Linked DNA regions of Homo sapiens: region 2 is linked to region 1. A link is an interaction called in ENCODE POLR2A ChIA-PET data of the cell type or tissue named here. Cell type or tissue: PC-3. All regions are shown on one strand. Each heading gives the region's core, and the rest is flanking DNA. Links, peaks and the distances in the headings are about the cores only.

Region 1 (16,428 bases), core at 5,250-13,249:
TTATGTTTCATGATTTGCTAGAATGGCTCACATAACTCAGGAAAATGCTTTATTTACTATTAATGGTTTGTTTTATTTTATTTTATTTTTTGAGACGGAGTCTTGCTCTGTTGCCTAGGCTGGAGTGCAGTGGCACGATCTCAGCTCACTGCAACCTCCGCCTCCCGGGTTCAGATGATTCTCCTGCCTCAGCCTCCCGAGTAGCTGGGATTACAGGCACCCACCATCACGCCTGGCTAATTTTTGTATTTTTAGTAGACACGGGGTTTTGCCATGTTGGCCAGGCTGGTCTTGAACTCCTGACCTCAGATGATCCACTCACCTCAGCCTCCCAAAGTGCTGGGATTATAGGCGTAGGCCACTGCACCCAGCCCTATTAATATTTTTTTTAGATATAAAAGATATAACTCAGAAACAGTCAAATGGAAGAGATGAATAAGGCAAGGTACGGGTTGTGGGGAGGGCTTCCATGCCTTCCCTGGGAGTGCCACCCTCCAAGCATCTTGATGTGTTCACCAACCCAGGAATCTCTCTGAACCTTGTTCTTTAGGGTTTTTATGGATGCTTCATTGTGTAGGCATGAATGATTAAATCACTGGCATTGGTGATTAATTGGATCTCTGGTTCTTCTTCCCTCCCCACAGATCAGGCAGTGGGGCTAAAAGTTCCAAGCCTCTAATCATGTCTTGGTCTTTCTGGAAACTAGCCCCAATCCTGAAGCTATCTAGGGACACCCACCCACCAGTCGTCTTTTAGCATACACAAAATATTCTTATGTCTCCAGAGATTCCAAGGGTTTTAAGAGCTGTGTGCTGGGAACCGAGGTCATAGACCAAATATTTATTTTTATTATATCACTCAGCTCTAGCATACAATAAAGCAACTATCAGATCCATCTAAAGTAGGTCTTCCTCACCCCCACTAATCTATCTTAGCACAACGTTTACTTCTTCACATTTATAATTCATTATTTTATATGTTTGTTTAAGTTCTTTTTTTTTTTTTTTTTTTGAGACAGAGTTTCATCCTGTCGCCCAGGCTGGAGTGCAGTGGTGTGATCTCGGCTCACTGCAACCTCTGTCTCCCAAGTTCAAGCAATTCTCTTGCCTCAGCCTCCCGAGTAGCTGGGACTACAGGCATGTGCCACCATGCCTGGTTAATTTTTTGTATTTTTAGTAGAGATGGGTTTTCATCATGTTGGCCAGGCTGGTCTGGAACACCTGGCCTCAAGTGATCCGCCTACGTTGGCCTCTCAAAGTGCTGGGATTACAGGCATTAGCCACCACACCCAACCTATTTATTTAACTTCTTTTTACCTATTTCCCCCAATAAATAGTAAGCTCTGTTGTGGCTGCAGCTATGTCTGTTTTGCTCACTGTTGCAACTTCAGCAAGTTGTCAATGAACATTTGTGAATAGAACTTCAAAGCACACATTCAGCAATGAATGAATGAAACTTCAAAGTGCATATTAACCTGTGGGGGAAAAAGCCCTACAGATAAACAACCTTTATTCTTGAAAATTATTCTCAATAAATATGTGCCTAAAACAAAAAAAAAAATTTTTCGAGGCAGGGTTGCACTCTGTTGCTCAGGCTGGAGTGCAGTGGTGGGATCATGGCTTGCTGTAGCCTCGACTCCCTGGGCTCAAGCAATCCTCCCACCTCAGCATCCAGAGTAGCTGGGACTACAGGTGCACTCCACCACACCGGCTATTTTTTTATTTTGTAGTGACAAGGTCCTACTGTTTGCCCAGGCTGGTTTCGAATTCTGGGCTCAAATGATCTTCCTGCCTTGTCTTCCGAAAGTGCTGGGATTACAGGTATGAGCTACTGTGCCTGGTCAACATTTTTCTTTTTTTTTTGAAATATATATATAACATCACATTTACCATTTTAAAATGTACAGTTCGGTGGCATTAGGTACATTCCTGTTATTGTGTAGCTATCACCACTACTCATCTCCAAAACTTTTTCATCATCCCTAACTGAAACGTACGTCCATTAATTAGATAACAACGTCCCATTCCCTCCTCCCTCTAGCCCCGGGCAGACACCATTCTACTTTGTCTCTATGAGTTTGTTTGCTCTAGGTACCCCATATAAGTGGAATACAATATTTGTCTTTTCCAGTTGTTACAGTTGGTAGTTAGTTAGACATGAGCAGGGAAGGAGAGAGCCCCCAACATCCAGGAACGTCGCAACCATCAGGCACTTGTTAAACCGCGCCTAATGGTCAGGCGCTTGTTAAACTGCCTCTCTGAAATAATAATTAGTTGGCCGGGTGTGGTGGCTCAGGCCTGTAATCTCAGCATCTGCCGAGGTGGGCAGATCACCTGAGGTCAGGAGTTTGAGACCAGCTGGGCCAACATGGTGAAACACCGTCTCTACTAAAAATACAAAAATTAGCCAGATGTGGTGGTGGGGGCTACTCAGGAGGCTGAGGCAGGAGAATCGCTTGAACCTGGGAGGCGGAGGTTGCAGGGAGGCGGAGGTTGCAGTGAGCTGAGATCATGCCACTGCACTCCAGCTGGACAACAAGAGTGAAACTCCATCTCAAAAAATAAAATAAAATAAAGTAAAATAAAATAAAATAAAACATCTCAGGAGTTGAGTGAGTAGCCTCAAGCATGTGCACTAAGAGGCAAAATGGCAGAGTTTAACTGGTATGTGACCTTCCTTAGGAACACTTGACTGGTAAGGGAAAAATGCCTCAAGTCACTAAGAGGCAAAATGGCGGAGTATAAACACACAACTGGTAAGGGAAAAATGCCTCAACTGAGCATGCATACAACTTCAGTAAACACACTGCGCATGTGGCCCTTCTCAAGTGCTGGCAGGCCGCTTTGCATGCCGACAGCCTACCCCAAAAGGGAAGAGTCAGGGCAGAAGGGACACAACCCTCCAGAAGCATGCCAATGCATAAAACTCCAAGTCAGACCTGGTGTGGTGGCTCACACCTGCGATCCTAGCACTTGGGGAGACTGAGGTGGGAGCATTGCTTGAGCCCAGGAGTTCAAGACCAGCCTGAGCAACAGAGCAAGATCCCATATCCCATCTCAAAAAAAAAAAAAACAAAACTCCAAGTCAAAAGTCAAACTGTGTGCTTGATCTCTCAGGTTGCCCACTTGAAACCTCTTGCAAGTGTACTTCCTTTTGTTCCTGCTCTAAAGCTTTTTAATAAACTCTGCTTTAAAACTTGAGGCCAGGAGTTTGAGACCAGCTTGGTGACATAGGTAGACTCCTGTCTCTACAACAGCAAAAAGTCTATTCATTTTCAGATGGACATTTGGGTTGTTTCCACTTTTTGGCAATTGTAAATAAAGCTGCTATGAACACTGGTATGCAAATATCTGTCTGAGTCCCTGCTTTCACTTCAAGTATATACCTAGAAGTGGAATTGCTGGATCATATTGTAATTTTGTGTTTAAACTTTTTTATATTTACAAATATTAAATTTATTATAACTAAAATGAATGTGATTGTTCTCAGATTTGGCCACTTTATAGCTCTGTTTAAGGAGGGGATTTTTTAAAAAAGAGAATAATGCATCATAACTCGGTCAAGGCCGGGCACGGTGGCTCACGCCTGTAATTGCAGCACTTAGGGAGGCCGAAGCGGGTGGATCACTTGAGGTCAGGAGTTCAAGACCAGCCTGGCCAACATGGTGAAACCCCATCTCTACTAAAATACAAAAATTAGTTGGGTGTAGTGGCAAGTGCCTGTAGTCCCAGCTACTCGGGAGACTGAGGCAGGAGAATAGCTTGAACCCAGGAAGCGATGGTTGCAGTTGCGCCACTGCACTCCAGCCTGGGTGACAGAGTGAGACTCCATCTCAAAATGAACAAAAAAAAGAAAAAAAAACTTGGTCAAATTACTTTCACATTAAGAAAAAAACTTCTGAATGGGCATGGTGGCTCACACCTGTAATCCCAGCACTTTGGGAAGCCAAGATGGGCAGATCACTTGAGCTCAGGAGTTCACGATCAGTCTGGGCAACATGGCAAAACCTCATCTCTACAAAAAATACAAAAATTAGCCAGGTGTGATGCTGTGCCCCTGTAGTCCCAGCTACTCGGGAGGCTGAGGTGGGAGGATGGCTTGAGCCCAGGAAGTGGGGGTTGCAGTGAGCTAAGATTGTGCCACTGCACTCCAGCCTGGGCAACAGAGCCAGATCCTGTCTCAGAAAAAAAAAAAAAAGAAAAAGAAAAAACAAAGTTCTATAAAGGAAAACAAGACAAGCAACTCTTCAGTTTCACATAATTAAGGAAAAGGAGAAAGCATGCAAGCTGCATCATAGCTAAATTTATGAATATGTTTAATTTTTTGCCAGGCGCGGTGGCTCATGCCTGTAATCCCAGCACTTTGGGAGGCCAAGGCAGGTGGATCACTTGAGGTCAGGAGTTCGAAGCCAGCCCGACAAACATGGTGAAGCCCCGTCTCTACTAAAAATACAAAAATTAGCTGGGCGTGGCGGTAGTCCCCGCCACTTGGGAGGCTGAGTAATCCCAGCTACTCGGGAGGCTGAGGCAGGAGAATCACTTGAGCCTGAGAGGTGGAGGTTGCAGTGAGCCGAGATCACGCCACTACACTCCAGCCTGGGTGACAAAGTTAGACTCCATCTCAAAAAAAAAAATTTTTTTTTTTGAGGAAACTCCATAGTATTTTCCACAGAGGCTGCACCATTTTACATTCCCCTGACAACAAACAAGTGTTCCAATTTCTCCACATCCTTGCCAGAATTTAATATTCCCTCCCTCCCTCTCTTCCTCCCTTCTTCCCTTCCTCCCTCCCTCCCTCCCTTCCTTCCTTTCTCTCTCTCTTTCTTTTGCTATCCTAATGGATGCGAAGTGGTATCTCATTGTGGCTTTGTCTTGCATTTTCCTAATGATTAGTGATGCTGAACGTCTTTTCAAGTGTTTATTGGCCATCTGTATGTCTTTTTTGGAGAAATGTCTGTTCAAGTCCTTTGCCCATTTTTGAATTGGGTTGTTGGTTTTTATGTTGTTGAGTTATAGGAGTTCTTTATATATTCTGGATATTAATTCCTTATCAGATAAAGGATTTGCAAATATTTTCTCCCATTCTGTGGGTTGCCTTTTTACTCTGTTGGTGGTATCCTTTGATATATAAAAGTGTTTAATTTTGATGAAATCCAATTTATCTCTTTTTTCTTTTGTTGCCTGTTCTTTTGGCATCATATCAATAAATCATTGCCAAATCCAGTATCGTGAAGCTTTTCTCCTATGTTTTCTTCTAAGAGCTTTACAATTTTAGCTCTTATGTTTATGTCTTTGATCCATTTTGAGGATTCAGGGCAGTAGGGGGTAATGGTCTTACTCTGTCACCAAGACTGGCATGCAGTGGCATGATCATAACTCACTGCAGCCTTGAACTCCTGAACTCAAGTGATCCTCCTGCCTCGGCTTTCCCAGTAGCTGAGACTACAGCCATGGGCCACCATGCCTGGCTTTGAATTGTTTTTCATATATGTTAAAAGGTAAGGGTGCAACTTCATCCTTTTGCATGTGGGTATACAGTTTTCCAGTACCTTTGCTCTTGAAGACTGTCCTTTCCCCATTGAATGGTCTCAGCACTGTAGTCAAAAATCATTTGACTATGCAATGGTTTGTTTCCGGGCTCTGTATGGTACTCTATTGGTCTGTCTTTATGCCAGTACCACACTGTTTTGATTGCTGTAGCTTTGTAGTAAGTTTCGAAAACAGGGAGTATGAGACCTCTACTTTGTTCTTTAAAACCAAATTTTTAATCCACTCTCTCAAATTATTTGTAGGGAGTTGCCATCTCAGTAACACTGTAAAAATTGTACTTCACAGCAATTATTTCTAATGAGAACAAGTCCTCTTTGTAAGTTCTTGACAAGAAGATGTCTAGGAATAACACTGCTAGTTTTGAATATTTGTATTTTCTTTACTTCCTGTAGACAAAGCTCTTACTCACAAGATAATTAGAATTTGCAGTGTTTAAGTCTTTTGTTCAGGCTGGCACTGCCAAAGTGGGAAATCAGCCAAAGAAGACTTCCTGGATTAAGTTTAACTTAGGTAACTAACGTTTGCACTCCCAGACTCCATTAGTTTGCCCAGAAGAGAGAAGAGAACAAACATGTTCAAAACAAGCTGTTTGGGATTTTGCTCAGGCAAAGTCGTTGCACATTCAAGAAAAAACAAAAGTCAATGAGAGAAAAACCATGACAGAAAGTTGAAGCCAAACTCTGAGAACTGAGGCAGAGTCTTGGCTGTTGTACCTCTATAAATGATTTTTTAAAAGAGAGAGAGAGAATCACACTTATTTTAGTGTGGTCTTGGAGATTCTCTCTCCATTTCAGGTTGTGCTGAAGAAAAATTATAGTTCAAGAAACTTCTTGGTATTTTGCTTCTCTTCTAACAGAGGTAGGGTGGGGTAATAAGAAAGAATGTTGGACTGTGTCTAAGAGGTCTGTTTTCTAGTGGGATTTTGCCACTGACTTGCTATGGGAACTAAGTCACTGGCTCGCTGAACTGTAATTTCCTCCACACGTGTTGACAGAATTGTCACATCTCCAAAAACTCTTACAGCTTTAATAATATTACAGATTTTTTAAACCTCTTCTAGATATTATTTATTTTTATTCTGTAATTCTCAGGGAACACTGAATAACTTATTTGCATACATGTTTTATCTGTCCTGCTAAATTATAAAGTCCTAAAAAAATCTTACTCAGTTTGCTCTCCCTCAGAGTTTAGCATTGCATTTTTCACAAATGAAACAAATATTTGAAGGAGGGGAGAATGAATTGAGCTATCTCTTTTTGGTTTTTGTTGTTTTTTGTTTGTTTGTTTTTGTTTGAGACGGAGTTCCCTCTGTCGCCCAGGCTGGAGTGCAGTGGTGTGAGCTCAGCTCACTGCAACCTCTGCCTCCCCAGTTCAAGTGATTCTCCTTCCTCAGCCTCCTGAGTAGCTGGGATTACTGGCATGCACCACCACAGCCAGCTAATTTTTGTATTTTTAGTAGAGACTAGGTTACACCATGTTGGCCATGCTGGTCTCAAACTCCAGCCTCAGGTGATCCACCAGCCTCGGCCTCCTTCCAGACCTCAGGTGATCCACCAGCCTGGGATTACAGGCATGAGCCATCACGCCCAACCGCTGTCTCTTTTTGTTTTGAAGATTATTTTTCATGAGAATTGTTTATTTTTTGGTGAGATAAATATCCTTTACTAGGTGATAATGATTATATTATAGTAATGATATTTCCCCTATTTTATCCTATTAAAAATAATTTGTTGGCCGGGCATGGTGTCTCACACCTGTAATCCCAGCACTTTGGGAGGCCGAGGTGGGCGCATCGCCTAAGGTCGGGAGTTTGAGACCAGCCTAACCAACATGGAGAAACCCCGTCTCTACTAAAAACACAAAATTAGCCGGGCATGGTGGCACATGCGTGTTATCCCAGCTACTCAGGAGGCTGAGGCAGGAGAATGGCTTGAATCCGGGAGGCAGAGGTTGCGGTGAGCTGAGATTGCGCCATTGCACTCCAGCCTTGGCAACAAGAGCGAAACTCCGTCTCAAAAAAAAAAAAAAAAGAAAAAAATTAGCCAAGGATGGTGGTAACTGCCTGTAGTCCCAGCCACTCGCCTGAGGCAGAATGATCGCTTGAACCCAGGAGGCAGAGATTGTAGTGAGCTGAGATGGCGCCACTGCACTCCAGCCTGGGCAACAGAGTGAGACTCTGTCTTAAAAAAAAAAATTGTAGATTATTTTATTTTAAAATTTTTGTAGGTACACCGTAGGTATATATACTTATAGGGTACATGAGATATTTTGATATAGGCGTGCAATGCATAATAATCACATCATGGTAAATGGGGGTATCCATCCCCATCTACTTTCCATACCCATTAACCATCCCCACTTCCCCCTATGCCTCCACTACCTTCCCCAGCCTCTGGTAACCATCCTTCTACTCTGTCTCCATGAGTTCAATTGTTTTAATTTTTAGCTCCCACAAGTAAGTGAGAGCATGTGGTTTGTCTTTCGGTGTCTGGCTTATTTCACTTAACATAATGACCTCCAGTTCCATCCATATTGTTGCAAATGACAGGATCTCATTCCTTTTTATGGCTGAATTGTACCCCATTGTATCTGTACCATATTTTATTTATCCATTCATCTGCTGATGGACCCTTAGGTTGTTTTTGTAGATTATTTTAGGATATAAAAATCCAGAAACAATTCATTAGGTAACTATTGTATCATATGGCTTTTTTGGGGGCAAATAAACTCTAAGGGAAGATTCCTTTTTTATTTTTATCTTTTTTTGATAGAGAGTCTTACTCTGTTGCCCAGGCTGGCATGCAGTGGCGCGATCTTGGCTCACTGCAACCTCCGCCTCCCGGGCTCAAGCGATTCTCCCGTCTCAGTTTCCTGAATAGTTGGGATTACAAGCGTGCACCACCAAGCTGGGCTAATTTTATTTTATTTATTTATTTTTAAATTTATTTTATTTTATTTTTTGAGACAGAGTCTCACTCTGTCGCGTAGGCTGGAGTGCAGTGGCGTGATCTCCACTCACTGCAAGCTCCGCCTCCCAGGTTCAGGCCATTCTCCTGCCTCAGCCTCTCAACTAGCTGGGACTACAGGCGCCCGCCACCATGCCCGGCTAATTTTTTGTATTTTTAGTAGAGATGGGGTTTCACTGTGTTAGCCAGGATGGTCTTAATCTCCTGACCTCGTGATCTGCCCACCTCAGCCTCCCAAAGTCCTGGGATTACAGACATGAGCCACCGCACCCAGCCTCAAATTTTTTGTATTTTTAATAGAGACCCGGTTTCACCATATTGGCCAGGCTGGTCTCAAACTCCCAACCTCAGACAATTCGCCCACTTCGGCCTCTCAAAGTGCTGGGATTACAGGTGTGAGCCACTGTGCCCTGCCGGGAAGATTTTATATAAGCACTTGGCATGGTAAAAGACTAATGTAATGAATCAGGACTTAAAAGACTAATGTAATGAATCAGGACTATTAACCATGTGTAATCATATTAGTCAGGACTCTTACAGTTGCACATGTCAGAAGATCTAGCTCAAGCTGGCTTCAATCTAAAAGGAAAATTTATTGACTCATGTATGTGAAAAGTTCAGCCTTGGCTGAATCCAGGGTTGAATGATGTCATTTGGACTTTGTCTTCCTCTTTCTATTTCTTGGCGTTTTCTTTGTTGGGTATGCTCTTCCTTTAGAGTGATAAGGCTCCAAGCTTATATTCTATCCTTTCAGCAATCCCAGTGTCAGGACAGTGCCTCCTTCAGAACAGTTCTAATGACCCCCAGAGTTGAGTTGCATTGTTTGATCGGGTCATGCATGGGGATATGCCTGCACCCATCATTGTTCTAGGTATATAGAATACACTGATTGTCTAGGCCTGGGTTACATGCGCATGCTGGAATCCAGGAGTAGTGCTTACCTCCTCTTGAACCTCATGGACTGAGATCACTGGGGAGGTGGCTCCCCATTAGAAAATTGGGGACTTTTTTATTTATTTATTTATTTATTGAGACGGAGTTTCCCTCTGTCTCCCAGGCTGGCTTGCAGTGGCACGATCTCGGTTCATTGCAGTCTCGCCTCCTGGGTTCAAGTGATTCTCCTGCCTCAGTCTCCCGAGTATCTGGGATTACAGGCGCACACCACCACTCCCGCCTAATTTTTGTATTTTTAATAGAGATGGAGTTTCAACATGTTGGCTAGGCTGGTCTCAAGCTCCTGACCTCAGAGGATCCTCCCACCTTGGCCTCCCAAAGTGCTGGGATTACAGGTGTGAGCCACTGTGCCTCGTCGAAAACTGGGGACTCTTAAGCAGAAGAGGGTACAATGGATGATGGGCAAGTAAAGGCAGTGGGACTCCATAACTAAACTAACAACAACAACAACAACAAAATCCTAGTTTTGCAAAACAGAACTTTGTGTTGTTGTTTGAGACAGGGTCTCACTCCCATTGCCCAGGCTGGAGTGCAGTGGGACGATCTTGGCTCACTGCAGCCTCGACCTCCCAGGCTCAAGCAATCCTCCCACCTCAGCTTCCTGAGTAGCTGAGACTACAGGTGCATGCCACCATACCTGGTTACTTTTTTGTATTTTTAGTGGAGACAGGGTTTCACCACATTGCCCAGGCTGGTCTTGAACATACCTGGCCTCAAGCAATCAGTCCGCCTCAGCCTCCCACAGTGCTGAGATTATAGGTGTGAGCCACTGCTCCTGGCCAAAACAAAAATATTTAAGAAAAAATAGTAATCTTTACTTTAATTCATAAATACACCAGTTTAATTTGCTAATTAGGCAATTTTTTGGTTGTCAGAAAAACTGGACATGAAAAAAGTTTTGTTATATGGATTATCAATACTTGTATTAATTAAAAGTGTCATGATCTCTTTAATAAAAGAGATCTAGGTTCTTATGTACTTCTGCGTTCCATTAATTCCATTGTGTACCTGTCATGTAGTCACTTGGAAACTCCACTATTTACTTGAGAATTGTGAAAAAGGCCAAATAATGTCTTTTTTTGAGATAGAATATTGCTCTGTTGCCCAGGCTGGAGTGCAGTGATGTGATCTTATCTCATGCAACCTTTGCCACCCAGGTTCAAACGATTCTCCTGCCTCAGCCTCCCAAGTAGCTGGGATTACAGATGCACGCCACCACACCTGGCTACTTTTTGTACCAAATAGTATCTTAACGTTGTTACGACAATTTTTTTCTTCTTTTTCCTTTAAAGATGTGGTCTCACTATGTTGCCCAGGCTGGTCTCAAACTCCTGTCCTCAAGCAGTTCTCCTGCCTCAGACTCCCAAAGTGCTAGGATTACAGCATGAGGTATGAGCTACTGTGCCTGGCCATTATGACAAATTTTGACCTCATGGGCACTCTGAAAGGGTCTCTGCCTCCCAGGTCAAAGGATCACACTGTCTTCATAGACCTGCTCTTATTCAGTGTCTTCTGTAATTTCTTATAAATTTCAACAGGGGCCAAGCACCATGGCTCACGCCTGTAATCTCACTACTTTGGGAAGCCAAGGCAGAAGAATCAGTTGAGGTCAGGAGTTCAAGACCAGCCTGAGCAATATAGTGAGACCCCCACCTCTAAAAAATTTTTTTTAAAATTAGCTGGGTGTGGTGGCATGTACCTATAGTCCTAGCTACTTGGGAGGCTGAGGTGGGAGGATTGCTTGAGCCAGGATATTGAGGCTGCAGTAAGTAAACTATGATCACACCACTGTGCTACAGTCTGGGTGACAGAGCAAGACTCTGTCTCTCAAAAAAAAAAAAAAATTCAATGGGCATCTGGTCAACCGAGCAGTCTATTTTTTTTTTTTAATTTTTTTACTGTTTCTTAAGTTGTGGTTCTGGGATGACACATGAGAATTTGCATTTTAACCATTTCCCAGATAATTCAAAAGCCTTTAATTCAGGAACAGCAGACTTTTCTGTTTCTCTCTGATTTACTCCAAAGAGCAAGTTTAAAAAGAAGTCCAAAGTGCCCAAGCATAAGATTTTCAAGCCCTTTTCATAATTATCTTCCAAAAATAGTACATCATTAACTTCACCAACTCTCCCTGCTAAATAAAAAATCCAACATTACATATTAAGTGTCAATCACCAAAAGTCAAGTAAGGTTCCTCTTCTCTTCCCACATCAAAGTTATTTGGAATACTGAGAGAATTTGAACAAAGTGAATGCTGAGTACTACTAGTCTTTCTTCAAAAGAACAAACCTATTTTCAAGTCTGTTTTTATATAAAAGTAATTAAGAAGTCAACTCTAAACACAAATTTGTTTCTAACTTCTACATACTATTTGAACTTTCTGATGTAGTTTTGCACATGGTAAAAGTTCTAATGAAAAAGCTGACTTACGTCAGTTACAAATTGCATTTGGCTGCCAGTGACAGATCTAAGTAACAGTGCCTTAAACAGATAAGTTAGTTTTTCTTGTGTGACGAGAGGTTCAGAGGCAGACTGTTGCTGGCATTGGTTTGGCACCTTATGGATGTGACTCTCTTGATATTTTCTTTATAGTCCCAAAATGGCTGCTGAAATTTTGGCCTTCATGTCCAGGATGGCAGTAGGAGGAAGCAAAGGGGTAAAAGGGCAACAAGCATGGGCGAGGTGGCTCATGCTTCTATTTCCAGCACTTTGGCAGGCCAAGGCGGACAGACCTCTTGAGTCCAGGGGTTCAAGACCAACATGGGGAACATGGAAAAACCGCATCTCTGCAAAAATACAAAAATTAGCTGGGTGTCGTGGTGCATACTCATAGTCCCAGCTACTTAGGAGGCTGAGGTAGATCAATTGAACCCACAGGGCAGAAACTGCAGTGAGCTGAGATAGCACCGTTGCACTCCAGCCTGAGCAACAAGTGAGACCTTGTCTCAAAAAAACAAACAAACAAACAAAAACCCCAAAAACAGAAAACTCCAAAAGGGCAACAAGTACTTACTTTATTTATTTTTTTCTGCTTGCTTCTTGAAGGATATAACCAGGTATTCTGATCAGCACTTATTTTTCATATGGTTACATATATCTTCAATGGAGTCTGAGAAATACAGTATTTTACTTGGGATCAGTACCACCCCAGATTTAACCAGCCTGTATTACATACATATTTGTGTGTGTGTGTGTGATGTGTATCTGTGTGTGTATATATATGTGTATGTATGTGTATGTATATGTGTGTGTATATATACATATATATATATATATATATATATATATATATTTATTTATTTATTTATTTTTTTAGAGACAGGGTCTCAGTATGTTGCCAAGGCTGGTCTCGAACTCCTGGGCTTCAGTGATCTTCCCACTTCAGTCTCCCAAAGTACTGGGATTACAGGCATGAGCCACCGTGCCTGGCCAGCCTGCATTACTAAGGAGAAAGGGAATAATGGATAATGGCTGTCTTGGTCAGCTCTGCTGCCCTAACAAAATTCCACAGACTAGGTTGCTTAAACAGCATGTATTTATTTCTCACAGCTCTGGAGGCTGGGAAGTTCAAGATAAAGTGCCAAGCAATTCGATTCTTGGTGAGGCCTGTTTTCCTGGCTTGAAAATGGTAGCGTCTTCACTGTGTCCTCACATCCTCACATGGTGGAGAGACAGCAAGCTCTAGTCTCTATTCCTCTTCTAGTAAGTACACTAATCTCATCATGGGGGGACCCCCACCCTCATGAACTTATCTAAACCTAATGACCTCCAAGAGACCTCACTTCCAAATACCATCACATTGCGGGTTAGGGCTTCAATGTATGAATTTTCGGGGAACACAAACATTCAGTTCATAACATTTTACTCCTGCCCCCCAAAATTCATGTCCTCTCATGCAAAAATACATCCATTCCCCCAGGCGCAGTGGCTCAGGCCTGTAATCCCAGCACTTTGGGAGGCCGAGGCGGGTGGATCACGAGGTCAGGAGTTCGAGACCAGCCTGACCAACATGGTGAAACCCCGTCTCTACTAAAAATACAAAAAATAGCCGAGCGTGGTGGTGCACACCTGTAATCCCAGCTACTCAGGAGGCTGAGGCAGGAGAATCGCTTGAACCCAGGAGGCGGAGGTTGCCTTGAGCAGAGATCACACCACTGCACTCCAGCCTGGGTGACAGAGGGAGACTCCGTCTCAAAAAAAAAAAAAAAAAAAAAACCATTCCATCCCAATAACTCGAAAAGTCTTATCTTGTTCCACCATCAACTCTACCTGAAGTTGAAACACTTATTTAAATACCGTCTAAATCAGATATGAGTGACACTTGAGGCAGAGTCAACCTAAGACAAAATTCCTCTCCAGCTACGATCTTCTGAATCAGATAACTATGTGCTTCCAAAATACAATGGTCACACAGGCATAGAATAGATACAGTAGTTTCCCCTTTTCCATAGGGAATATGTTCCAAGGCCCCACAGTAGATGCTTAAAGCTGCAGATAGTACCAAACCATATATACACTAAGTTTTTCCCTATATATAAAACATCATAATGATAAAGTTTAGCTTATAAATTAGGCACAGTAATAGATTAATAATTGATAACAAATGTAACAAGTATAACAATACTGTTCACAATTTCACAGATAGATTTGTTCTTACTGTAGATCTTAACAACCTCAGCATATGAGTTTTTTCTTTGCTTATTAAGTCAAGAACTTTTGGCCAGGCACCGTGGCTCACACCTGTAAACCCACCAGTTTGGGAGGCCAAGGCAGGAAGATTACTTGAGGCTAGGAGTTTGAGACCAGTCGGGGCAACATGGGGAGACCTCATCTCTACAAAAAAAATACAAGCATTAAGTGGGTGTGGTGGCCTATGCTTGTAGTCTCAGATACTTGGTAGGCTGAGCTGGGAGGATCGCTTGAACCTGGGAGGCTGCAGTGAGCCATGATAGCGCCACTGCACTCCAGCCTGGCAAGACCCTGTCTCAAAAAAAAAAAAAAAGAACGTCTACCTTTTCACTTAAAAGAAACACTTTATGGTTTCTCTTTGGTATATCCTAATTGCCAGCATCACTGCTCTTGCACTTTGAGGCCATTCATTTTTAAGTAAAATAAGGGTCACTTGAATACAAGCACTGCGATACTGTTAACAGTTGATCTGATAATGCAGACAACTACTAAGTGACTGACAGTAGAGTTGCATATAACAGGGGTCCCCAGTCCCCCAGGCAAGGGACTGGTACTGAACTCCATGGCCTCTTAGGAACCGGGCCACACAGCAGGAGGTGAGCGGCGGGCCAGTGAGTGAACTTCATCTGTATTTACAGCCGCTCCCCATTGCTGGCATTACCGCATGGGTTCTGCCTCCTGTCAGATCAGCAGTGGCATTAGATAGATTCTCATAGGAATGCGAGCCCTATCGTGAACTGCGCATGCAAGGGATCTAGGCTACCTGCTCCTTAGGAGAATCTAATGCCTGATATCTGTCCCTGTCTTCCATCACCCCCAGATGGGACCGTCTAGTTGCAGGAAAACAAGCTCAGGGCTCTTGCTGATTCTACATTATGGTGAGTTGTATAATTATTTCATTATATGTTACAATGCAATAATAATAGAAAGAAAGTGCACAATAAATGTAATGCACTTGAATCATATGAAAACCATCCCCCCATTCTGGTCTGTGGAAAAATGTTGGGGACATATACAACATGGATACCGTGGACAAAGGGATGATTCACTTCCTGGGCAAGATGGACCACCCTGGGATTTCATTATGCTACTCAGAATGGTACATAATTTGAAACTTAAGAATTTTAAAAATATTTTTATATTTTTATTCTTTCTTTTACCTTGCAGCTCCAGTTCAAAGGAATTAATGTATTATTGTTATTATTATTATTATTATTAAGACAGAGTTTCGCTCTTGTTGCCCAGGCTGGAGTGCAATGGCATGATCTCGGCTCACTGCAACCTCAGCTCCCTGGGTTCAAGCAATTCTCCTGCTTCAGCCTCTTGAGTATCTGGAATTACAGGCATGTGCCACCACGGCTGGCTAATTTTGTATTTTTAGTAGAGACGGGGTTCCTCCATGTTGGTTAGGCTGGTCTCGAACTGCCAACCTCAGGTGATCCACCTGCCTCAGCGTCCCAAAGTGCTGGGATTACAGGTGTGAACCACTGCGCCTGGCCTATTTCCTGGCACTTCTATGCCTTATAAGGAAAGACTACTAATTTACTGTGCATAATCTAAAGTTTTGTTTTCTGACTCCTTTTTATCTTTTCCTTCTATTCTATTAACCTATGGTGTTTTGTTTTCTGCTCTTGTCATGCTCTGCCTCAAGCAACCTCTTTGTTCTTCTTATTTGCTTCTTAGTCTGGGAAACCAGACAAGTAAATCTATTAAAATTATGTGTAAATTTATTATTACTTTTAAGGCTAGTCAAAGCAGTGGGAGTAGAAAAGGAACAAAGAAATCTCTAATTGGTTGCGCCACTGCACTCCAGCCTGGGTGACGGAGCAAGACTTGGTCTCAAAAAAAAAAAGAAGAAGAAATCTCTAATTGGTAGTGTTCAATTAGTTTCAATTAGTTGTAAACACCACTGCACTTGGACCAGCCAGAACTATGTGTAAACCTAGACAAAATAACTTATGAGTGAAGACCTCACATCTCTTTGATTGAAGAGTATGCATTTGATTATAGTCTCCGTTTTGCATTTTGGCTTATATTGAGCCTATTAAACCCACTTCCTAGTGCTAACTGCATCAGACAGTTGGAAAAGTAACCTTTATTTTTATTTTACTTATTTTTTTTTAATAGAGACAGGATCTTGCTCTGTTGCCCAGGCTGTAGTACAGTAGCGTGATCATAGCTCACTGCAGCCTTGAACTCCAGGGCTCAAGAGATCCTCCTGCTTCAGCTTCCCAAGTAGCTGGGGCTATAGGTGTTGGCTACCATGCCCAGCT
Region 2 (13,794 bases), core at 1,031-9,030, 130 kb after region 1:
AGAATCAAAGCTAAGCTCTTAGCTTGCATTCCCAGCATTACTGATCAGTTCTCCTAGCTATAAAATTTAAAAGAAACTATAGCTTTAACCATGTTTCTAACTTATACTAACAAACCATGGCACAGTGTGTAGTAAATTCCTCTTATAATTCCAACTAATTTGCCATTGTAAATAAGTAAATATTTGGCTTTTCAAATAATTTCATAGCAGCTGGGCTTATCTGTAGAATCCTAGCTTTTCTTCACTCTTGATTCTAGGCTGTTCCAGGAAGAAAATAATTAGGGATTAATACCTAAAATAATTCTCCTTCTCAATAATGTCACTTTGGGACTGATAGCATTATTTGCATTTTAAAACAAAGGCTGGGTGCAGTGGCTTATGCCTGTACTCTCAGCACTTTGGGAGGCTGAGGTGGGAGGATCGCTTGAGCTCAGGAGTTTGAGGCCAGCCTGGGGAACATAGTGAGACCCTGTCTTTACATTTAAAAAAAAAAAAAAAGAATAAAAATGGGAAGTTAGCAGTCAAAATAAAATTAGGTCCCTTTTAGGGGCATTACCTCTTGTAAAGGGTAGGTTTCAGGACCGGGTGCTATGGCTTATGCCTGAAACACCAACACTTTGGGAGGCCATGATACGAGGATCACTTGAGGCCAGTCCAGGCAACAGAGTGAAACCCTGTCTCTACAAAAAAAAATTAAAAAAAAATTACCTGGGCATGGTGGCATACTCCTGTAGTCCCAGCTACTTGAGAGGCTGAGGTGGGAGGATCACCTGAGCACAGGAGTTGGAGGCTGAAGTGAGCTACAGTTGCGCCTCTGTACTCCAGCCTGGGGGACAAAAGGAGACCTTGCCTCTTTTTTGAAAAAAAGAAGAAACAAAAAAATGGAAGGTTTGGTTCTAAAAAGGAGTAGCTTTTGAAATATGGAAAGGAGGAGACATATTTGCTAAATAAATGCCCATGATAAGCCAAGAACAATGATCTTTTATATCTCTGTGATTGCATTTAATCTTTAACAAGCTTATGAAGTTAGTATTTTTATTTTATTTAGACGAGGCATAGTCAAGGATTAGATAATATATATAACAAGTAGTATAAGATTTGAATTTGAGTCTGTCTTCCCACCACACTATATTGGCTCCCAAAGCATCAAACATTATTTTTTGTTTTTGAGATGGGGTCTCACTCTGTTACCCAGGCTAGAGTGCAGTGGCATGATCATGGCTCACTGTAGCTTCAGTCAACCTCCTGGGCTCATGTGATCCTCCCTTCTCAGCTTCCTAAGTAGCTAGGACTATAGACATGTGCCACCATGCCCTACTAAAATTTTAATTTTTTTCGTAGAGACAGGGTCTTACTCTGCCCAGGGTGATCTTGAACTCCTGACTTCATGTGATCCTCCCACCCCAGCCTCCCAAAGTGGTGGGATTAGAGGTGCCATGCCAGCCAAAAGTTTTCTCAAAGGATAGGATATTTAAAGTGATGGTTTTCCAGGTGGTATAGATGCAGTGTAAAATAAAATTTAAAAATTAAGTTATGGTTTCCAACAGAGATAAAGGAAATGGACTTACAATTTGCTAAAACAAAGGAAATTGTCATTTAATGGATGTAAAATAAGTGTTAGATGCTCCTGGAGAGCCCAGTACTGTGGTAATCCTGAGAGGTAAACAGAAAATGATGTAGGATGGGGCTGGGCGCGGTGGCTCACACCTGTAATCCCAGCACTTTGGGAGGCCAAAGCAGGCAGATCACCTGAGGTCAGGAGTTCAAGACTAACCTGGCCAACATAGTAAAATCTCATCTCTACTAAAAATACAAAAATTAGCCAGGTGTAATGGTGGGCGCCTGTAATCTCAGCTACTCAGGAGGCTGAGGCAGGAGAATTATTTGAAACTGGGAGGAGGGGTTTGCAGTGAGCTGAGATGGCACCACTGCACTCCAGCCTGGGTGAAAAAAAAGATATAGTATAGTCCTTTGCCCTTAGTGGATGTAATCTAGTTCCTTTTTTTTTTTTTTTTTTTTGAGATGTAGTTTGCTCTTGTCGCCCAGGCTGGAGTGCAATGGCGCCATCTCGGCTCACTGCAGCCTCCGCCTGCCAAGTAGCTGGGATTACAGGTGTGCCACCATGCCCGGCTAATTTTTGTATTTTTAGTAGAGATGGGGTTTCACCAGGCTGATCTCGAACTCCTGATCTCAGGTGATCCACCTGCCTCGGCCTCCCAGAATGCTGGGATTACAGGCGAAAGCCACCTCAACCAGCCTCGTTACTTACATAAATCAGTAGTGCAAGACAATCTGTTATAAGTGACATGATCAAAATTGATACTTTAGGAGTCAAGGTTTATCTTTTTTTCTTTTTTATTATTTTTATTTTTGCCCCCCCCCTTTTCTAGCTGAAAATTCTATACTTTCCCATTTGAAAGTTCTTAGAAAAACAGTTCAACTAGTTGCTTCCTAATTCCTTCCATTTATTTTGTAGTATAGAATTCTAATAATGGGCCAGGTGCCATGGCTCATGCCTGTAATCCCAACACTTTGGGAGGCCAAGATGGGTGGATCACTTGAGTCCAGGAGTTCGAGACCACATGGGCAACGTGGTGAAACCCCATCTCTACAAAAAATAGAAAAATTAGCTAGGTGTGGTGGCACGCACCTGTAGTCCCAGCTACTTGGGAGGCTGAGGCGGGAGGATCATTTGAGCCCAGGGGGTCAAGGCTGCAGTGAGCCAAGATTGTGCTACTGTGCTCCTAGGCAACAGAGTTGAGACCCTGTCTGAGAAAAGAAGCTAATATTTGTATCTCTAAGAATTGATAACTACCTTCCTTTTTTTAAAGAATGTCTTACTCGATCAGGTAAATCTTGAATTTTTCTTTCTTTTTTTTTTTAAGAGATAGGGTTTTGACATATTGTCCTGGCTGGTCTCAAACTGCTGGGCTCCAGTGATCCTCCTGCCTTGGCTTCCCATAGTGCTGGGATTACAGGAGTGAGCCACTGCGCCCAGTCTTGGATTTTTCTTGCTATCATTTTCTTAAGATGTCTTCCTGATCTAGAGTTGGCAGGCAGCATTCTGAAGCAAGTTAATTTTTTCCTTCCATGATGAAGCAGATAAAAACTGTAGTGTACACACTCGCGCTATCCCACCCCCCTTTTATTACTCTGTACATGCCTTTGAGTCAGTAAGCTAATTCAGTTAGTAAATTCATGGGGTTTTTTTGTTTGTTTTTTGAGATAGGGTCTCGCTCTGCCACCCAGGCTGCAGTGCAGTGGTGCGATTTCAGCTCCCTGCAACCTCCGTCTCGGGCTCGTGATTCCTCCCACCTCATCTCCCAAGTAGCTGGGACTAAAGGCATGCACCACCACACCTGGCTAATTTTTGTATTTTTTTGTAGAGATGACCTTTCGCCATGTTGCCCAGGCTGGTCTCAAACTCCTGAGTTCAAGCAATTTCAGGCCTGATCGTTTGCCTCAGCCTCCCAAAGTGCTGGGATTACAGGATGAGCCACCATGCCTGGCCAAATTCACGATTCTTTAGGATCCTTGATTTGTTATTTTTCTTTTTGTTCCTACTTTGTGGCTATTTTGGTACCTGCACTTAAATGTGAGAGTGCAGAGGGAAGGGGAAAAATAGATACAATTTATTCTTAGGGTAGTTGAGAAAAGTAATTAATTGGTGAAGAATAAAAATTTTTTAGATTTGAAATAGCACTAATAAATTAAACTTACAAATAGTTCTCAAATCAGCTTTTAGCATTACAGCCTTAAGTTCTTACTTTTAAAGAGACATTTTCTTCCTAATGTCTAACCATTGGTACCATTTTGCTGCCTACACTGTTTCATATAGAGAGTGTCGTTTAACTGTTAAAATTTACTGAAACAATTTTTCCCCAGGGTCTTATTTTTGTGGTAGATAGCAACGATCGTGAAAGAATTCAGGAAGTAGCAGATGAGCTGCAGAAAATGGTAAGAAATATACTTTAAATTCATCATTTTCAAGGTGTGCTTTTCTGGATTAAACTGGTGGTGGTTTAGTACATTTTGACTATGATTAGATTACACAAATGGATTGGGGGGGCTAGAAATAAACTTAAGAAACTATATTATCCACAGGTTCTTAATAATGTACTTCAAAATCTCTTATAGAGCGTTTTAAAAAACACATGGAAGAGTAGCTACTTCAGTAAGTTGGGAGGAAGGCAGAGCAGTGTTGTTTTTTTTTTTTTTAGAATGCCTCATGGGTAATCTTGATGCCTATCTCTGGCTGAGGATATCTGATTTAGCTCAGTCCCTTACTTTACAGATATCAAATCTATAGTGCTGTAGTGGTTTTGACCCTAGGAATCTTGGTTCAGATGTTTTGTTCCCAAGGTCATCGGTTCCATTTTCTCTATGCTGTGCCAATAATTACTTCAGAAATGTTTTTTAATAGTAACCATTTAAGGATAAGGAATTCCTTCTGAAAGTAGAGACAAATGTTTGGTTCACAGTGGCATTTTGCAGCCTTCCCATAGATTGGATTAATGTTTTCATGTGTTCATGTTGTTAAATGTACTAAATGGAGGAAGACTGCTGAGAATCCTTGTCATGATTTTAAACTTGTAGCCATAAAATATTTACTGAAATGAAATCTTAATTCTTGTTCATTCCTCCTAAGATTAGAGGGCAGTTTGTAAAACCATTGTGCCAGTATATGTGTAACTAAGTCATTGTTGGATTTTTGCCTGAGTCAAATGTCACCAGCTTTCCCTCTTCAAAAAAAAAAAAAAAAAAAAAAGCTTGGTTGAGACATACTTCACACACTATAAATGTCATCCTTTTTAAATGTGCATATCAATGGCTTTTAGCATACATAGTTGTACAACCATCATCACAATCTAATACTAGAAAATTTTCATCACCCTCAAAGAAATCTTGGACCATTAGCAGTCATTCCCATTTCCTTCCTCTCGTACACCACACTCCCAGCCTCTGACAGCCACTAATTTGTCTTTATACAGTCACCTATTCTGGACATTCATATAAATGAAAACATACAATGTGTTCTTTTGTGACTGATTTTTTCACTTAGCATAATTTTTCAGGGTTCGTCTATATTGCATCATGCATCAGTACAACTTCTGTTCTTGGTACTTTTTTTTTGTATATTTCATGATACTGCCAACACCCAGATAATTGTGTTATTGTCCCACTGTTGTTGGAAAGGATAGAAGTCCGAAAAGAATCATCATCTATCTAAGTACTTCTGCTACTAAGTACCATAAGAACCTGCCATAAACATTTTATTCCCACATGTATTTCTTGCCCTTATCAGTCCTGACAATGGGTAATCATGAAGGCTGAATGATGAGTGATTTGCTTTAATTTAATGGGGTGTAGGATGATTGACTTGGAAAACAGTTCTGTCTTATTTGAAGGCATATGATTGTTTGCTCTGGATTTAAAAACTGAAGGATATGAGACTTCAGTTGTAAGAGTGAACTTTGTGTCGAGAAATTAGGTTAATGTTTAATAATGTATTTAATGCTGAGTAAAGTATATATAGGAAGACATTTTCAAAAATTGGATTCCGGTTGGTAGTTGTTAATGCCTTACCTTTTATTTCCAGCTTCTGGTAGATGAATTGAGAGATGCAGTGCTGCTACTTTTTGCAAACAAACAGGATTTGCCAAATGCTATGGCCATCAGTGAAATGACAGATAAACTAGGGCTTCAGTCTCTTCGTAACAGAACAGTAAGTATTTGGAGGTTGATATTAACCTCTTGACTATTAAGACTTACTAGGATAGTTGTGTAAGCTAATATTCAGTTTAAACATTTATTATCTCCTTTGGACAAATAATGAGCACATCATTTATTTAAAAATATGGTAATAAACTTTAAATACCTTATTTGATTTTTGTAAAGAAACGGAAAACTACTGTAGAATAGGTCTAAAGATTATTGATAGTTTCTTTTTTCTTTTTTTTTTTTTTTGAAGGGAGAGGTGGAAGGAATGGAAAGAAGATTATTGATAGTCTTAATTTTAATTTTGTATCTTTTAAGTAACCCTACAGCAAATATTTTGAAATCTGGCTTTCTTATTAAGGGTCCAGTAATGTTTGTTTGCTTGTTTTAAAAGTGGAGATGGGGGGCTGGGTGCGGTGGCTCATGCCTGTAATCCCAACACTTTGGGAGGCCTAGGTGAGCAGATCATCTGAGGTCGGGAGTTTGAGACCAGCCGGACCAACCAGGGAGAAACCCTGTCTCTACTAAAAATACAAAATTAGCCAGGTGTGGTTGCGCATGCCTGTAATCCCAGCTACTCAGGAAGGCTGAGGCAGGAGAATCACTTGAACCCAGGAGGTGGAGGTTGCGGTGAGTCGCGATCGCGCCACTGCACTCCAGCCTGGGCAACAAGAGCGAAACTCGGTCTCAAAAAAAAAGTGGAGATGGGGGGTCTCGCTTTGTTGCTAGGCTGGTCTTGAACTCCTGGACTCAAGCAATCCTCTCACTATCTCAGCCTACCAAAGCGCTGGGATTCCAGCCATGGTGCCCAGCCTTGTTTGCTTGTTAACATAACAGTTTATGGAGGAGACCAGGTACCACGGCTCACACCCGTAATCCCAATACTTTGGGAACCCAAGGCAGGAGGATTGCTTGAGGCCAGGAGTTCCAAACCAGCCCGGGCAACAAAGTGAAACCCTATCTCTACAAAAATAAAAATTAGCTGGGTGTGGTGGCATGTGCCTTTAGTCCCAGCTACTTGGGAGGCTGAGGTGGGAGGACTGTTTGAACCCAGAAGTTGGAGGCTGCAGAGAGCTGTGATTGTGCCCATTGCACCCCAGCCTGGGTGACAGAGCAAGACTGTTTCTTTAAAAAAAAAAAAAAAAATTTGTACTTCTCTAAAATTGCTTATCATTGATCAGTGATTCAGTGATGGAGATAAATTATCAGAAACTTAGTGTCATAGGCTTTTTACAGTAGTTTTGCATTAACCTGTAAATAAGGGAAATACTGTGGCTGTGGTAAAAAATGAAACAAACAACAAAGAACCTATTGCAGGCCGGGTGCAGTGGCTCACGCCTGTAATCCCAGCACTTTAGGAGGCTGAGGTGGGTGGATCATGAGGTCAGGAATTCAAGACCAACATGGCCAAGATGATGAAACCCCATCTCTACTAAAAACTACAAAAAAATTAGGTGCAGTGGCAGGCATCTGCAAGCCCAGCTACTCTGGAGGCTGAGGCAGGAGAATCACTTGAACCCAGGCAGCAGAGGTTGCAGTGAGCCGAGATCACGCCACTGCACTCCAGCCTGGGTGACAGAGCGAGACTCCGTCTCAAAACAAACAAACAAACAAAAAAAAACAACCTATTGCCTGTTTGAGATATCTCAGGCTGATTTGAAGAACATAAACTGGGCCGGGTGTGGTGGCTCACACCTGTAATCCCAGCACTTTGGGAGGCGAAGGTGGGCGGATCACTTGAGACCAGGAGTTCGAGACCAGCCTGGGCAACATGGTAAAACTCTGTCTCTACTAAAATTACAAAAATTAGCTGGTCGTGGTGGTGCATGTGTGTAACCCCAGCTACTTGGGAGGCTGAAGGCACGAGAATCTCTTGAGCCTGTGAGGCGGAGGTTGTAGTGAGCCGAGATCACGCCACTGCACTCCAGTCTGGGCAAGAGTGAGTACTCTGCCTCAAAACAATCAGTCGATCAATCAATAAATAAGCAAGCAACACTAACTGTAAATGATACAAGTTTTCCATGCTGTGAAGGTATGAATTTGAGCCTTTCCCCAGCCTCCTAGGTTACTGAGATTTGGTATTCAAATAATTGGCAACATGGTATACCTGCAGTGGCCTTGCAACATTAAACTGGTCAAAAAAATTAATAAAAGTAAACTATGCCTTAAATGTAAATTGTTTTCTAGGTTTTTTTTGATACTTTCACACAGTTACTAGAGATAAGATTCGTTGCCATTTAAAAGCAAGAACGTTTTGGAATGCATGAGACTAAAGATGGTGAAATTGTCTGAAAAGCTTGCCCTTAAAATATCAACAAACCCTACTCTTTCTTTCTTTCTTTTTTTTTTTTTTGAGATGGAGTCTTGCTCTGTCACCCAGGCTGGAGTGCTGTGGCACGATCTCGGCTCACTGCAAGCTCTGCCTTCTGGGTTCATGCCATTCTCCTGCCTCAGCCTCCTGAGTAGCTGGGACTACAGGCGCCCACCACCACGCCCGGCTAATTTTTTGTATTTTTAGTAGAGACAGGGTTTCACTGCGTTAGCCAGGAAGGTCTCGATCTCCTGACCTCATGATCCATCCGCCTCAGCCTCCCAAAGTGCTGGGATTACAGGTGTGAGCCACCACGCCCGGCCTAACAAACCCTACTCTTTCAAAAATTTGCCTCTTCTACTTTGAGTTTAGTTTTATGGGAAACGAGAGTTATAAAAACCAGATGGGTAGTTTATTAGTTACTAATTTCCCCATGATTTCTTTTTTCAGATTAAGTGGTAGAAAGTTTACTAAAAGGGAACCAAAAACCAGCACTGAAAAGAAAGCTGAATGAGGGGGGAAAATCTTGTCTAAATATAATGAATAGGTAGAAGTAGCTTGATTGATTGAGACGGAGTCTCACTCTGTCGCCCAGGCTGGAGTGCAGTGGCACAGCCTCGGCTCACTGCAACCTCCAGAATAGGTAGAAGTGGCTTTATTTTTAAAAAATAATTTAATCTAAAAAAGTAGAGACAAAGTCTCACCATGTTACCCAGGCTGGTCTCGAACTACTAAGCTCAAGTGATCCTCCCATCTCCGCCTCCCAAAGTGCTGGGATTTATAGGTGTGAGCCACCACGCCCAGCCAGAAGTAGCTTTAAATATGGGAGAGTTTTGTGAGATGCAAGAGGTGTGAAAAGACTCTTAAGTTTGATTAAGAAAGTTTAAACACTGGTGTTATATATTAACTTTGTTAATCAAGTATTTTCTTGTCTTCTCTTTACAGTGGTATGTTCAAGCCACTTGTGCAACACAAGGAACTGGTCTGTATGAAGGACTTGACTGGCTGTCAAATGAGCTTTCAAAACGTTAAATGAAATTGGATATCTAACCAAGGACATGTTTGATAAAATTGGTCTAGGCTTGTTACAACAAAATTAGTTTGTATCTTGGTTATTAAACAGTATCTGGGACTGGTTTGGGCAGAATATTAAACTTATTTTGTTGCCAATTATTGTTTACCGAGTATAATGTTGCTATTTAGCAATGTGCTTGGTTTTAAAGAAATTCTCCTTGGGAAAAAAGTATCCTCTTTTAATTTTACTTCCCATAAGCGTAAATGCCTGGACATAGCTCTTGTGCAACCTTTAAATAAATTGTTTTGAGTGTTTTTTGAGCCCCAGACAAATAATGTTTTAAAGTTATCCCCTTGCTACTTTACTGATACCTTTATCATTCCTGAGACAGTTTGCTAATTTAAAAATGTAGCATTCCATTTGTATTTATTTCTCTCCCTTGCCAAAAAGATTTTCTAATACTGCTTGTACCAGCCAGAGAAAGATCCAAAACACTACTCAGCTCTCTTGCACTGAGGAAATTTTTCCCCCTACATTGACTCCTGGCCTACATCAGCCAAACTTAACCTTGGTGGGGTTTGGATTTGATAGCCAATTAGTTCTGTGCTGGTTGCAAAGAATTGATATTTAGATGGTTTTTAATACTCAGCAGATTGTCTTCCTTTATATTGTGTCTTTTTTATGTTGCATGTTGCTTTTGTTATCAGCCTGATTTTTTGCTCAGTATATGATAGTTCTGCTGATGTTTTGTTTATTGGGCAGACATATCTTCATTAAGAGTTTTTGGAAAACTCATCAAATTCGATGAATACATTTTCTTCATAACCCATTTGGAATTATTCCTAATAAAATGATAAAATACGTAATTGTGTGTGTTCTTTTTGAGTTTTGAAGGTATTTGAAATGTATTTTCTTATGTAGCCAACTTTGCTTGCATATTTTATGTACTGTGAACAGTAACACAGATCCCACTGGTAGGTTACTAATTGTATAAAGTGGAGATCTAGATTGTTTTCATGTGTATAACAGCATGGGGAACACTATTAAAAACATAGTTTTCTAAAGTCAGATCAAGGGTAAAAGGAGGGCCTGGCATGGTGGCTCACGCCTGTAATCCTAGCACTTTAGGAGGTTGAGGCAGGAGGGTCACTTGAGAATAGGAGTTTGAGATCAGCTTTGGCAATGTAGTAAGACCCTGTTTCCCCTGTCTCTACTTAAAAAACTAAAAACAAAACAACAACAACAAAAAAATCAGGTGGGGGGTGGGGAGGGGCGGCATGTGGAGTGGGGTAGGGAGAGTAAAAGGCTGTAATAAAATGAACTGCCCAAAAAGCATGTATGTATGTGTTTTTTAGTTAAGGTTAATTAAACAAAAAAATTCAGGTGCTACTTGTATGGCCAATATAGAGACTTAGTGATGCTACTTTCCTACAAAAAAGTTTCACAACCACTTTTCTTTTTAACAGGGCAAATTTTAGAACTTTAACAGAAAGCTGCATATAATTCATACAAAGGTATACCTCATAAACTACATCTATTAAGTTTTAAGGGCTCAACTTGATAACTGAGTAACTTAGTTTCTGTCTATATTCTCATGTTGCATTCTTAATGGCTTGTAAAGATTCAGCTAAATTTATGGATTGAAAATTCCAAAATCAAATGCATACTTTTAAAAAAATGTATATTTTTGAATTGTCAAATAAATAACAATGGCCAGGCGTGGTGGCTCACACCTGTAATCCTAGCACTTTGGGAGGCCAAGGTGGGCAGATTGCCTGAGCTCAGGAGTTCAAGACCAGCCGCAACATGGTGAAACCCCATCTCTACTAAAAATACAAAAAAAAAAAAAAAAGGGTCTGGTGTGCTGGTGCATGCTGTGGTCCCAGCTACTTGAGAGGCTGAGGCAAGAGACTCGCTTGAACCTGGGAGGCAGAGGTTGCAGTGAGCCAACATAGCGCCACTGCACACGGTCTGCAAGACTCTGTCTCCAAAAAAAAAAAAAAAAAAAACACTGGATTAACCAAAAGGAAATTAGAATTGGTTGATGATTAGGTAGGGCAAAGTGTATGTTTAGTTTGTGTTACTTGTTAGAAATGCAATTTCCCTAGCCAACTGGATGAATTCTCCTTTCTTCCTTCCAAAGAAGACAGGTGTCATTTCCTATAGGATAAAACTGAACTATAGTATAATTGTTGTGTGTGTAGTCTTATGGGGCATCAACTAGGAAATATAAAACATCAGTGAATAAGTTCAGCGTTAGGGCTAGGTATTTAACCTAGTTATGCAAAGGTGTTTACATGGACTGTAAAGGGACTAGAGAATCTATGTAATCTTACTCGTGATGTAAAGCAGCTCTTAGTACCATTGGAAATTACCTTTTTTTTTTTTTTTTTTTTTTTGAGATGGTTTTACTCTGTCACCCAGGCTGGAGTCCAGTGGCAGGATCTTGGCTCACCGAAACCTTTACTTCCTGGGCTCAAGTGATCCTCCCATCTCAGCCCCACAAGTAGCTGGTACTACAGGCATGAGCCACCATGCCCAGGTAATTTTTATAGTTTTTAAAGAAAGTATTAGGCTGGGTGGGGTGGCTCACATCTGTAATCCTGGCACTTTGGGAGGCCGAGGCAGGTGGATCACCTGAGGTTGGGAGTTCAAGACCAGACTGACTAACAAACATGGAGAAACCCCATCTCTACTAAAAATACAAAACTAGCCATGCATGGTGGTGCATGCCTGTAATCCCAGCTACTCGAGAGGCTGAAGTGGGAGAATTGCTTGAACCTGGGAGGTGGAGGTTGTGGTGAGCCAAGACCGCACCATTGCACTCCAGCCTGGGCAATGAGTGAAACTCCGTCTCAAAATAATAATAATAATAAAGTATTAGCAACTTGACACATTTACCCCTAAAAATTATTTTTTCTTCAGTCTTTGTATTTTTTTTTAAAGTTCCTTTTTTTCTTTTTCCAAACAGAAGTGGTTTAAATGTTTTGGGAGAAAGTATTGAGAGATAACCCCTAGCCTTTCCCTGTTTTATGCAAACATAAAATCACTGTCACTGTCCTTATTTATTGAAGTATTATGAAATAGTTGATGCTATCAAGATTCAATGCTTACTGTTCATTCAAATGTTAAACCTACTGTTGGTCAAGCAATAAGAGTTCTCTGTGACCGCCCCTATTGTACAGAACAGTTGATTATATCCCTAGATTAAAAAGTATTCTGTCAACTAATTGTCAAATAATGTCAGTAGAGAAACTGAAGAGAAATTGTGATTCCCTTACAGGATCACTTGGCAGCATCAGAGTTGAGGATAGTACGATTATCTGCTCTCTGGTTCCCCTGTCCAATAAGCATTTTTTTTTTTTTTTTTGTCCATAACATTTCCCATTGTCTTTTGTCTCACTTTAACATAAGCTGCTTTTCTGTGATGTAATATCTTGATATTTTGTTAAGAGTTTCAATTTCCATGAAATTTTCCACTTACCTTATATACCCTCCATTGAAAATAAAAAAGGCATGGTAGCTCATGCCTGTAATCCCAGCACTTTGGGAGGCTGAGGCGGGAGGATCCTTTGAGGCCAGGAGTTTGAGACCAACCTGGTAAATATAGTGAGACCTCCATCTCTATTAAAAAAAAAAAAAAAAGAAGTGTATCTTTTGTGGAGAGTATTGGTGTCTCATTCAGACACTTCAGTTTACTTGAGTATACAGAATTATCTTTCAGGCAGTAGTAATTACTTTCAGGTCACTTACTATGATCAAACTTTTTTTTTTGAGACAGGGTCTCGCTCTGTCGCCCAGGCTGGAGTGCAGTGGCATGATCACAGCTCACTGCAGCCTCAACCTCCCAAGCTCAAGCGATCCTCCCACCTCAGCCTCCCACATAGCTGGGACTACAGGCCCACGCCATCAGTCTTGGCTAATTTTTGTAGAGATGGGGTTTCGCCATGTTGCTTAGGCTGGCCTTCAACTCCAGAGTTCAAGTGATCCACCCACCTAGGCCTCCCAAAGTGCTGGGATTACAGGTATGAGCCACTCTGCCTTGCCCAAATTTAATTAAATGTGAAATACCTGGTTCTTTGTCATGGAGGTTTGAAAGTGACTCCTAACTTGTCATTGAAAACAAGTGCTTTACTTTTTTTTTTTTTTTTTTTTTTTTTGAGATGGAGTCTCACTCTTATCACCCAGGCTGGAGTGCAGTGGTGTGATCTTGGCTCACTGCAACCTCCACCTCCCGGGTTCAAGCGATTCTCCTGCCTCAGCCTCCCGAGTAGCTGGGATTACAGGCACACACCACCATGTCCGGCTAATTTTTGGTATTTTTAGTAGAGATGGGGTTTCACCATGTTGGCCAGGCTAGTCTTGAATTCCTGACCTCAGGTGGGATTACAGGTGTGAGCCACCGCATCCGGCCAAGTGCTTTTCAATGGGGAGAAACTGGAGAGAACAAGTGCTTGTACCTTCTGGTAGCTTGTACTTCTGGATGTTTCAATAATGTAAATATTGGTTACCAGCTTTGGTAGAATTAGTATGAAAACTAGATTGAATAATAACAGTCTGTAAGTTCATTACCTGAGGATCTAATAGGGAAAATATATTTCTACTAGTATATACATGTGACATTGCATTCATGGGCCACTACTGGAAGGTTACTTGGCTGCTGTTATTTCTTACTATGCTACTTTTAGAGGACTATCCCTTTATCTTAAATGGTTAAATTCTAATAAGATTGTGAGAAATGAATAGCAGA

Evidence for each region. Peaks named below come from ENCODE experiments on the same cell type or tissue, not always from the same donor. Only the 100,000 strongest peaks of a DNase experiment are listed, where the experiment ranks them.
Region 2: POLR2A ChIA-PET joins it to region 1 with 10 read pairs; 2 of 35 experiments call an interaction of 5 or more read pairs at or near these places.

Annotation. Positions count from the first base shown.
Region 1 is chr3:57,699,315-57,715,742 of GRCh38, reverse strand. No RefSeq gene overlaps it. Among named protein-coding and RNA genes, the nearest start is that of DENND6A-DT, 14 kb to the right of the region's middle. In PC-3, for the core only: no CTCF peak of the experiment used is centred there; DNase peaks (open chromatin) are centred at 6,022 and 9,062; H3K27ac peaks cover 2,597 bases.
Region 2 is chr3:57,567,479-57,581,272 of GRCh38, reverse strand. It overlaps ARF4 (ARF GTPase 4), which reads left to right. Exons shown (of 6, transcript NM_001660.4): 4 at 3,886-3,957; 5 at 5,600-5,725; 6 at 8,975-9,910. The coding sequence ends at 9,061. It also overlaps a transcript of PDE12 not described here. Among named protein-coding and RNA genes, the nearest start is that of PDE12, 18 kb to the right of the region's middle. In PC-3, for the core only: no CTCF peak of the experiment used is centred there; no DNase peak of the experiment used is centred there.